Linked DNA regions of Mus musculus: region 2 is linked to region 1. The links are chromatin loops, found by intact Hi-C in ENCODE. Cell type or tissue: heart. All regions are shown on one strand. Links, peaks and the distances in the headings refer to the core of each region. The heading gives the core; the rest is flanking DNA.

Region 1 (5,326 bases), core at 136-5,135:
CCCCTCTTTTACATCAGCTTCTGTGTCAGAAGTGGGAGCTGAAGGAAACAGGTCAGCACGCCTGGCTTTCCAAGCTGCTCTTCAGTGAGGAAAGGGGAAAGCACATTCCAGAGCTGGCTCTGAGTGACACTGAGCTATGTCCTTGGGGTCCATTACATGGGCTCTGTGCTTCCCAGAGAGGGCTGTTTATTTATTTTTTGTCACCAGCTCACTGAAGCCCCTTTAGGAGAAGTCACACCGTGACATCTAGTGCTCACCCCACGGGTCACAGCCTGGTCAAGGATGAGTGTGGGGCTTACAGCTGGAAAGGCTCTCGTGGAAGATTAGCTCTTCTTGTCTCAGGGCTCTTCATGCAGTTCCGACAGACCAGCTAAGGGACCTCCCTAGTGGCGTTGGGAGAGATGGTGTTATATCTGGTTTCATACAAAATTCCTTGGGTGTAAGATCCACACTCCAGAGATGAGGAAACCAAGGCCTGAAAAGGAGACTTGCCAACATGCTATGCCATTCCACCATCGCAGGACAGAACCATCTTGTAAAACTTTCTCCTCAGAGATGCTTTTGAACTGAGAGCAGAAAACTTGTGCATTGGTCTCCAGGGTTGAGCTGCAGGCCTCTCTATAGAAGAGACAGCACGTCTTTCTTCTCCCTCCTGCTATCTTTGGCATGGTTTTGAATGCCAATCTGTAGCCCTTTGCTTTCTCCCCCGAGGATCTGAATATTGGGTACTAGAAAAGGAGCCATAAAGAGGGCTCAAAGGAGCAGGAAGGGCCATGTCAGAGTAGGAGCCAGAGGGAGAACTAGGCAGTGGGTGAACAAACATCTCTCAGGGCTTCCCCAACACCCACCGCACTTTGGACAAATTTTCCTTATTTGTCTGTAAAGGGGATTTCGACTCATTCAAGACAAATTCATCCGGTTGCTAAGGCGATGATGGTGTTGTAGTCATCACTGCCATGGAAACCCTTCCACTGGCATAATATAAATATTTTCTTTTAAGAATAAGACGGGGAGTTGAGTGGGTGATAAGTTATTTTCTAATGCTCATGGACTATGGACAGAGCCTACAAATGGACGGAGAAAGGACGGGACCAAATTAGCTCACATTCTATAGAGTTCACAGAACAGGCTGTTTTTATTTATTTGTTTTAGATATAAAAGCCAAAAAATGTGAGGAGGCAAAAATACCAACTAAAATAGTCCATAGTTATGCAGTGCAGAGAAAGAATGTCCTGTTTTCTCTTGTTTCTCTCAGAGAGCCTTTGGACCAGTGCAACGGCATCTGTAGCTTCCAGGTCTTCCTCTTCTCTTTCTAGCTCCTTCCCTTTATCCTTCAAGACCTTCTCAGATGGAGGATGAAGTTTTCAGGGTCCATCAATGCTAGGAGGAAGTTCCAGGAGTAGTAGGGAATAATGCCTAGAATGGGGCTTGTCTTGCCTCCTTTGTGGTTTTGGAAGTGGGAAGCCACCGAGGTTTCTCACAGTCTCTACACAAGCACATTTTCAGGGTGGTACGGAGACACCAATGCATCCTTGTGAGAAATCTCCATCACTTAAGCATGGAGACAGGACCTGTGAAGTATCTCCTAACATGGAGACTTCAAGGCTCCCTGGTCTCTGCTCGCAAGAAGAGAGATAGGAAGATACCCTGTGTATAATGTCTCACTTTAAATCCTAGCATGTCATAACTTACAATCACCTGGGAAGAAAGGTTCCCAGAAGATGAGGTTGGCCAATGGACATGTATGTGGGGGATGGTCTTAATTGTTATTTGGCCCAGCCAATTTTGGGTGGTGTCATCCCAGGGAGGGGAGCCTGAAATAAGAGAGGAAAGAGCGAGCAAGCAAGGATCCAAGCATTTATGCTCTCTCTGCTCTTGACTATAGATATGGTGATTTAAGTATTTGAACTGACTCTTTCACAATAATGGACTATAACATGGAATTACAAGTCAAATATGTCCTAACTCCCCTAAGTTGCTCTGTGTCTGGTGTTTGTCACAGCAACAGAGAGAAACTAGGATTGACTAGCAACGGCAAAGCTACAGTTAAATAAGAGGAATGAGGAATAATGTTCTTAGGAGGTTGTCTGTAGTAACAAGAATTTACTGTAGGGGGCAGACAAGGTGGTTCCTTGGGTAAAGGCACTTGCTGCCAAGCCTGAGGACTGCAGTTCAATCCCTGGAACCTACTTGGTGGAAGAAAAGAGCTGACTCATGCGGGTTGTCCTGACCTCCACACTCACTCTGTGCCATACATGTCCAAGCCACCAATCCCACTTCATGCTCAGAGATACAATAAATATATGCAAAACTTTTAAAGAATTATTGTACGTTCCAAATCAGCTGGAAGAGAGGGTTTTGAATGTTATCATTATGAGGAAATGATAAATATTTGAAGGGCTAGATTTGCCTTCTGACTAAATCACCACACATGGTTACATGAATTAAAATATCAGTCTTACCCCGTGAGTATGTACAGTTACTATGAGCCAAGTTAAAAGAGTTGGTTCCAAGTCTAATTTTGTCATCCCGAGAACCCAGTGTGGGGCAGAATGCACCCTGGAGAACAGGGTCACCGCTCTGCCGGCCTCTAGAACATTTATGTCATGACTTCCGCCTACTTTTCTGCTGTGGGAATTTTGCTGGCCCGGAGCATCTGAAGAAATAGTTTCACAGAAGGCACGGGCAGGCTATGTGATGACAGGAGCTGGAAGCCGCAAGGATCCCGCATCTTGCTCTTGAAAGGTTTCCATAGGCTCCCAGGGGGGTGGGGGTGGGGAGTAAAGGCGGAGTTCTCCTCATCCGGTGCCATTTGTGACCGCGCTGGCCCTCCTAAGATGTGAATAGGCCTGAGAGAAGAAGAAGGTCCCTGTTTGTTCCTGTTCCTGTACATGCTCCGTGGGCTGGCCCGAGCGATCTCTCAGTCACGTGAGGAGGGTTAGGAGCTTTGGCTCAGACACAGCCTGTAACAGGGAAACAGCACCATCGGCAGGCAGACAATAACCAAATTTGGGGAATGAGTTCAGGCCCTGAAAATTACTAGAGTTCTATCACCGAGCTATAGACTTCTGGCCCCAACCCCTTGACTTTCTATTTTGAGACAGGTCCTCAAAAAGTTGCCAGGCTGGATTAAACCCACTCTGCAGTCCACACAGGCCTTTAGCTTGTGGTCCTCTGTCTCAGCATCTCAGCATCCCAGGTAGCTTAGATGACAGGCCCCGAGTCTCTAGACTTAGCTTGGAGGGCTCCTTTTTTTTTTTTTTTTTTTACCTCCCTGCTCCCACTCTCCTTCTGGTTCTATGTAATCTCCAATAATCAATCCCTGATTGATTGATTGATTTCTACTGCTTTGTCTAGAAACAAGGGAAGCAGGAAAAGACAATAATTGAAAGAGTGTATTCTAGAAATGTCTTCAGTCTTTAGCTACAAATATAATTCCTTTTATTAATTTAGCTCCTAGTGATGTTACTTTTTGCTAACTTGTCATCCCCTCTCCTCAATTTTTAAAAGAAGATTTTATTTTTGATTTTTAAAATTTTATGCGTATGAGCATTTTGCCGGCTTGCCCGCATGTGCACCATGTGTTTGCCTGGTTCCTGTGGATGCCAGAGGAGCATCAGATTCTCTGGAGCTGAAGTTACAAAAGATTGTGAGCCACCACGTAGGTTCTAGGAGTCGAACCCAGGTCCTCTGCAATAGCAGCCATTGTAACCACTGAGCCATCTCCACTCCGTTTCCCAGATTTAAATTCTGTGTTTGGTCAATTAATTGCCACGAATATCATTGCATATTTATCAATGAATAAATTCCCCTGGGTCTTGTGTCCATCAGACAGATTCCAAGGAGTGGGGCTTGTGAGTGGGACAATATATAGGTTTTCATTTAAAAGACGAAGCAAGTTGACAGGCAAACAGCCACTACACATTTCTTTTTCACTTCAGCTGAGCCATAGTGTCGAATCTAAATGTCACACTTGACACAAGAGAAACCCCGGCCAACTCTGGACAAGCGGTGCTCTGGCAAAGTCTGACGGACTCTTCGCTCACTAGAATTGCAACACTACTTTCTGACACACTTTGAATGCTTGCTTACTTGGATGCTGTGAGGAGCTGATGTTATCTTTGGCTTTATTCATGGATTCCGGCAAGTCAGCCCCAAATCTTTAATAGTAGTTGTTGCAGCTTCCTTTCTGCAACTGTGATAAAATACCTTGACAAAAGTCATTTAGATGAGGAGCGGCTTATCTGGCTTACATTTCCAGGCTCCATCACTGAGGGAACTCAAGCAGGAACTCGGGATAGAAACCATGGAGTAACACTTCTTGTTGGCTCACTCTGAGGCCCGTGCCTATTTGGCTTTCTTATACAGTCCGGGATTATCTGCCTAGGGATGGTGCTGCCCACAGTAGCCTAGGTCATTCTACATCCATTAACCATTAGCATAATTATTCACAGATATGCCCATAGGACACCCTGCTCTGTAAAATTCTTTGAGACTCCCTTCTCAGTGCATCAAATGGACAATTAAAGCTAACAAAGATTGGTTTCATGAATTATTAATTTCTAAAAATCAAAATGTCATATATGCAAGCTTGAAAGCCAAATTATCCTAAAATGACCATGTTGAAAACACCCACCTTCTACTCACTCCTTCACTTACTGTCCTTCACTGTTGTTCCTTAGAGATAACGACCCTCACTCTTTACCCAGCTCTTCTAGCCTTTGCCTCAATTCCCCTTTAACTCTCAGCCTGCTATTATCAGTTATTATTTATTTCCTCTGTGGTAGATGAGGTTTTATCACTCCTATATCCTTTCTTCCCTCCTGCAGTTCCCAGACAGAGTTATATCACAACATGTAGTTAAATCAACACTCTATTTAACCCTCACTCTTCAATCAAGCTTATGCTTCCTTTCTTGTATAAACATTGGAGTTTCCAAGAAAAAAATATTGCATTACACACACACACACACACACACACACACACACACACACAGACACACACACACACACACACACACACACATTACATTTTCTACTATTTTATTCCCCTAAAATTCCCCAAAGCTCCACTTTTCATGGCTCCAGGAATCTATTTGATGGATAGTGAGGGAATTTTTAAAAACTCAAACAAATGGACACACAGACACAGAAAATCTTGGATTGGGTCATCTGGATTCTCTAATGGAAAAGTAGAGGCACCCTGGCAGCTCAGCATGTTTACTGAATATAGTTGTTCAGGGAGGCTGGGTTACTACATACAAGGAGTTATTGAACAAGGAGGCAGAGCTACTGCAAACAGGAGACAGGCATTGCTAATCTCTATC
Region 2 (5,326 bases), core at 67-5,066, 68 kb after region 1:
GCCAGTTCCCAGCACCATATGCCAGGAGCGGGGAAACCAGCCATATGGTCTACTGGGCAGGAGCCTGTCACATATATCACCACATAACACATAGGAGGAGCTCAAAAGTTATTTGTGGGGTGAATCAGTGCTGGAGAGAATAAGCAGCAGGTGACAGGTACCCAGACAGTGAAGGGGACTGACCAGGCCTATCTCAAATCATCATTCACCTTTGACTATGATCTAAGAACTCTTGCCCAGATGTCAAACCCAAGGGACCCTCTTAGCTTGCGCATCTGTCTGATGGAGGGAAGGGTTTATTAGGCTGGACACAGTTTCTACATAACTACAATAGTCAATGACACTTTGGAATACACACAGCCTTCTGCCTTTGCATACCAATTTTGAAGTTATACTCATTTTTTTTGTAACTTTGTAAAAATCAGCATTTTCAGTCTTCCAGGTTGATAATGCACTGTTATTAAGAAATAACAGTAATTTACGGTAGTGAGATGCTCGGGGGACAAAGGGCTTGCTGCACACATCTGGGATGCTAGTCTAGTCCTTGGAACCCAAATAAAGGTGGACGGAGAAACCTGATGCCACAGGTGTCCTCTGACCTCTACATGTGTGTCATCAAACACATGTCTTCATCACACACACACACACACACACACACACACACACACACACACACACTAATGCATTTTAAATGAAAAACAATAGTGACAAGCATTATAAGGACAATGGTGAATAAGATAGCAAGACATATAACATGCTTTTCTCTATGTCAGATATTGTACCTTAATTTCTATTATCTGATTTGGTCCTGACTGATGTGACAAAGTTCTAATGGTAACTTCTTGCCCAAATTTACGCAGTAGTAAATATCCATACTTGGCAATGGGACTGTTATGAAATGAATATGAATGGGAAATGTCTTCCCATAGGCATGTGTGTTAGATGCTTGGTCCTCACCTGGCAGAGCTATTTTGGGGAGGTTTTGGAAACTTCTTAGGAGCTGGATCTTAGCTTGGGGAGGTAGGTCACTGGGGGATGCTTTTGAAGGCTCAGTCTGGTCCCTGGTTCCTTTGTCTGCTTCCTGTGTTCCAGGATGTGAGTAGCAGCTACCACATGTTCTGTCCTGGTTCACCATGGGCCCAGACTCTGAAACAGTGACATATTACTTCCCTCTCCCCTTTTAGTTGTTTTTGTGAGGTTTTTGTTGTTATTTCATTACATTGAGGGCATTATAACTGAAAAAGTCCCAGTGTTCACGCAACAGCCACGCTTCTTCTCAATGCCTGTTTTTAGTTCCAAGGGGCATCCCTTCTCTGGTGCAGCCCCGCCTGAAAGTTTTGAACAGTAGTGACAGAATATTGAACTGGGAGATGAGAGATGAGATCCTGGACTGAACTTTCCAAAATTTGCCAACAGTACACCTTTCATCAACAAGTCATCGTGAGCCTCATTGACAGCCACTATAAAACAGAGGTGACAATATCTACACAATGAGCACCACCCCCATTGCAGCTGCTAAATAAGTTCAATCATGTAGATGGCACCACTTTATAGAATAAAGAAGCTGCTGCTGCTTATGGAATTATCACTGTATCTCAGATCCGGGCAGATGGCTTCATGGACCAGACTCAAGCTGTTACTAGAATTGATTGTGAAGGTCAGACTTGCTCCTTCTGCTGTGAACCTGGCTCTGGATTTGTCCTTCCCACCCCATCATAGGAGTGCTGCTGTCTCAGTGAGGATCCCTGGAGAGGCCCGAGTCAAACTGCCCTGGAGACATCAGCACTTCAGAATGTCAGAGATAGAGGCCAGGAGGAAGGAGAGTCCATCTTTCTCTTTAAGCAAGGCTGGAGAAGGTGCCGGCTCTGAAAACCTTTCCCTCTCCTGACTCTAAACCCGAAGTGGTAGCTTCTTTCTGTTAGTATAATGGGACACCCTAACCCTGGCTTTCGCACATTACCACGTGAGGCAGCTTCCCCAGATCCCTGGACCTGGAAACTTCATGGAAACTATAGTCCATCCACCCATCCACTACCAGAGAGAGCCTGTATTGGTCCACAAAGACTCACAGGCTTTGGCCCTGGTCTTTGGGGGGGAGGGGCAGCCTTCATCTGGGAGTAGACATAGATGTTACCCTCGAGGGATACTTGGTATGTTTGGATAGATTAGATTCTTTATATTCTGACCTCTCTATTTTCTTTTTCTACTTCAGGGGCCGGAAGAAGGGGGACTGTTTCCAGACTATTTTAGGTGAACTTGCTAAAGAATAAAAAATGAAAAGAAAGAAGAAAACGAGCGAGGAGACGTCACAGCTATTTTTAGCTGACTCTCCTCTCCCTCTAGGCCATGGGCTCTATTTGGGAACCTGTGTCTTTGGTGGGCAGCCAACCTTGTGCTTTTTCACAGAGCAGTTACTGGCAGAGGGCAAACATGTCTGGTCCTCCTCAGCGCATTCATGGTGACAGGCTAACCTCTGTTCTGGCTCAATGCTCCTGGCCTCCAGTGGCTCAGCTGCTTTCTACCGTGCCAACATGATGCAGTCAGGACTTTGGCTCTGCCCTCAGGCTCAGGGGCATCAGGACACAGCAACTTCTAGCAAATTAATGACTTTGTATGGCCACATGTTATGAAGAATCATTCATTATTCACTGGCCTGGGATCCCTTGCAAACTGTGATCATATGACCTGCTACCTGCTCGGGGATCCTTGCTGCTAAATACAAACCCAGAAATTCATGAATGTTTCATTCAAGCAGAAACGATTTCGGTTTTGAGATGGCTCATCATAGAAACTGGGGGGGGGGGGGAGGGAGAACACGCATAGTCAATCGGATGGAAATGTCCCAGGGACCAAACCTAGTAGATCTGAGACCCAACTCAGGAAGGGGCCAGCATTGGCAAGGAAGAGGCCCCATGTGGGAGGTAACAGGGATCAATACAAGGAGTCACCAATTGGACAGTGCAGGAACCTGACACAGTCCTGTTCAGAAAAGGAGTTGCTGCAAGAATGAGGTCCCAGTCTCCAGTTCTAGTGAGAAGTTAGTGGGGTTTCAGGAAGCACAACAAAGAGCCACAGAATGGAGAGCATACGAATAGCAAAAACTGACTTTATTCCTACTGCTTTAGAAGCTGAGACAGTCAGATCCTCAGTGTCCTGTGAGGGCTTCCTGCTTCACAGGAATTACTTGCTGTCTGTGTGCTCTTGTGGGGAGAGGGGCCATCCCCTCATAAGTACACTCATCCCATTCTTGAGAGATCTACTCTCATGACTTACTTCCCAAAGCCCCGGCCCTCTGACCTTACACATTGAATAGTTGTAACAAATGTTCAGTTATTAACAAGTAGGTCAGGTAATGATTTATTAGAAAAGATAAAAAATACACTCCGTGTCTTATTTGCTTCCCGGCTACTCTGACAAACACCATGACTAAGAGAAACGTGGGAGAGGGAAGGGTTTATTTGGTTTGCAGGCTACACTGAAGTCAGGAATCCCGAATCTCGGAATGCGCCTTACAGGTATATTTACCCGAGTGCAAATAACACAGGCACAGAGGTGATTTATAGTATTTGGTCTGTAGCACTGAACATATGAAAATAACATGAGTGTCCACCAATAGCAAAGCTGTGAAATAAGCTATGGAGAATCTGAGTTCTGATGTGGAAAAATAGCTAGGATATATTAACTAAAAACAAGGCAAGAATTCTAAGGATACTCTAAAGCTTTGTTTTAAATGAAGAAGGGGAAGAAAATGGAAGAGGGTTTGAGAGACTGATGGCAGCGGCTGGATGGAAGGGGACTTGAGAGACTGATGGCAATGAATGGCTGGAGTAGGGATGAGGACCATGCATATGTGAACTAAATGAAGCAAGCAGCTTGCTAAATATATTTACATATTTTAAATTTATGGTCTTTGTAAACTATTACAGATCCACAATTAAACTGAAAAGAGGAATAAAGAAGCTGAACAACCAAACCAGATGACCCCGCCCTACAAGTTTGCAGCGACGATCCTTCCTGTAATCAGGTGGCCTCTTCCCGTCTCCCATGACAACTGTGGATCAAAACCACTGACCTCTGCAAACCACAGGCACAGATAGATGTCACACAGTCCCGACAGAAACAAATTAAATTATTTTGTAGGAAATAATAACGTAATTAAGAAAAAAGGAGAACCCGAGGCAGGTCTTTGCAAGAGAAAAAATGTAAGATCATTAATTTTCACAAGCTAGAAGAGTGTTCTGTGTAAATATCCTGTGACTAAAGTGAAGTTTATTTTTTGAAAGTAAGTTGTCAAGAGGGACTAGGAAATTGTATTAAGCCACCACTATGATGTGAATCTGGGTGTTGTCTTCCAAAGATCCATAGATAAAGGCTTGTTCCATGGGCTGTTGGTAGCAAAGCCCCTGTTGGCCAAGAGTGGTGACATGTTTACAGTCCCAGCACCTGGGACAGGAATATCAGGATTTTAAGGTCCCTGGCTGAACAGTAAATCTGAGACAAGCATGGGGTACATGAAACTCCGTCTTAAATTCTACTCAAAAAGAAAAAGACAGAACCTGTGGACTTTGTAGCAGTTGGCCTCTGGAAGGCCTTAAGGTCCTGCAGGGAATTATAGCCTCTGGCTTCTGGTTTAGACTGAGCGCTCCATCATACAGGCATTCCTACCATGTGGTGTAAATGTTTCTGGAGGCCTAAACAAGCGTAACTACCTGATCTTGGCTTGAACTCAGAACCGTTAGCCAAAATAAACCTCTTTGCTTCATAAGTTGCTTGTATCAGGCATCCTATTGTAGTGATGGGAAGCCAATACATCAGCAATCTTGTGACGCACACTGTATGATACCCTCTTGGTATCTTTCCACCTTACGGTGAGCTTCAGTTATGTCTCTAGCTCTTTCTCTATGCCTTAGCCTCACAATCCTCTACCAACATCCCCAGATATCTCACAGAGTCCCTCCCACACATAGCTAAGCCCAGTGAAGCAATGCCTGTGATTTACAGCCTCATTTTCCATGGATTCAGTAACCTGTGGTCAATTGGCCCAAAAGTATAAATGTAGAATTCCAGAAACACCAAATTCATAAGTCATAAATTTAGAAACTATGTGAACTACTACAAATTTAAAAATCATAATTAAAAAGAATGGTGAGGCGTCATAATGGACACCTGCAGACTCAGCATCTGAAGGCCGAGGCAGAAGGACTTTGAGTTCTTGACCAACCTGGGCTACCTCATGAGTTCTAGGCCAGCTTGGGCTACCTCATGAATTCTAGGCCAGCTTGGGCTACAGGGTGAGATTTTCCTCAAAGAATAAAGGACAAAAGAA

The links. Peaks named below come from ENCODE experiments on the same cell type or tissue, not always from the same donor. Only the 100,000 strongest peaks of a DNase experiment are listed, where the experiment ranks them.
Region 2: a loop joins it to region 1, with 1.9 times the contacts of the local background. A loop is called at or near these places in 2 of 42 quality-filtered maps.

The regions. Positions count from the first base shown.
Region 1 is chr16:22,764,439-22,769,764 of GRCm38, reverse strand. No RefSeq gene overlaps it. Among named protein-coding and RNA genes, the nearest start is that of Gm30416, 25 kb to the left of the region's middle. In heart, for the core only: a CTCF peak has its summit at 2,108; a DNase peak (open chromatin) is centred at 2,674; H3K27ac peaks cover 406 bases.
Region 2 is chr16:22,696,326-22,701,651 of GRCm38, reverse strand. No RefSeq gene overlaps it. Among named protein-coding and RNA genes, the nearest start is that of Dgkg, 42 kb to the right of the region's middle. In heart, for the core only: no CTCF peak of the experiment used is centred there; a DNase peak (open chromatin) is centred at 2,491.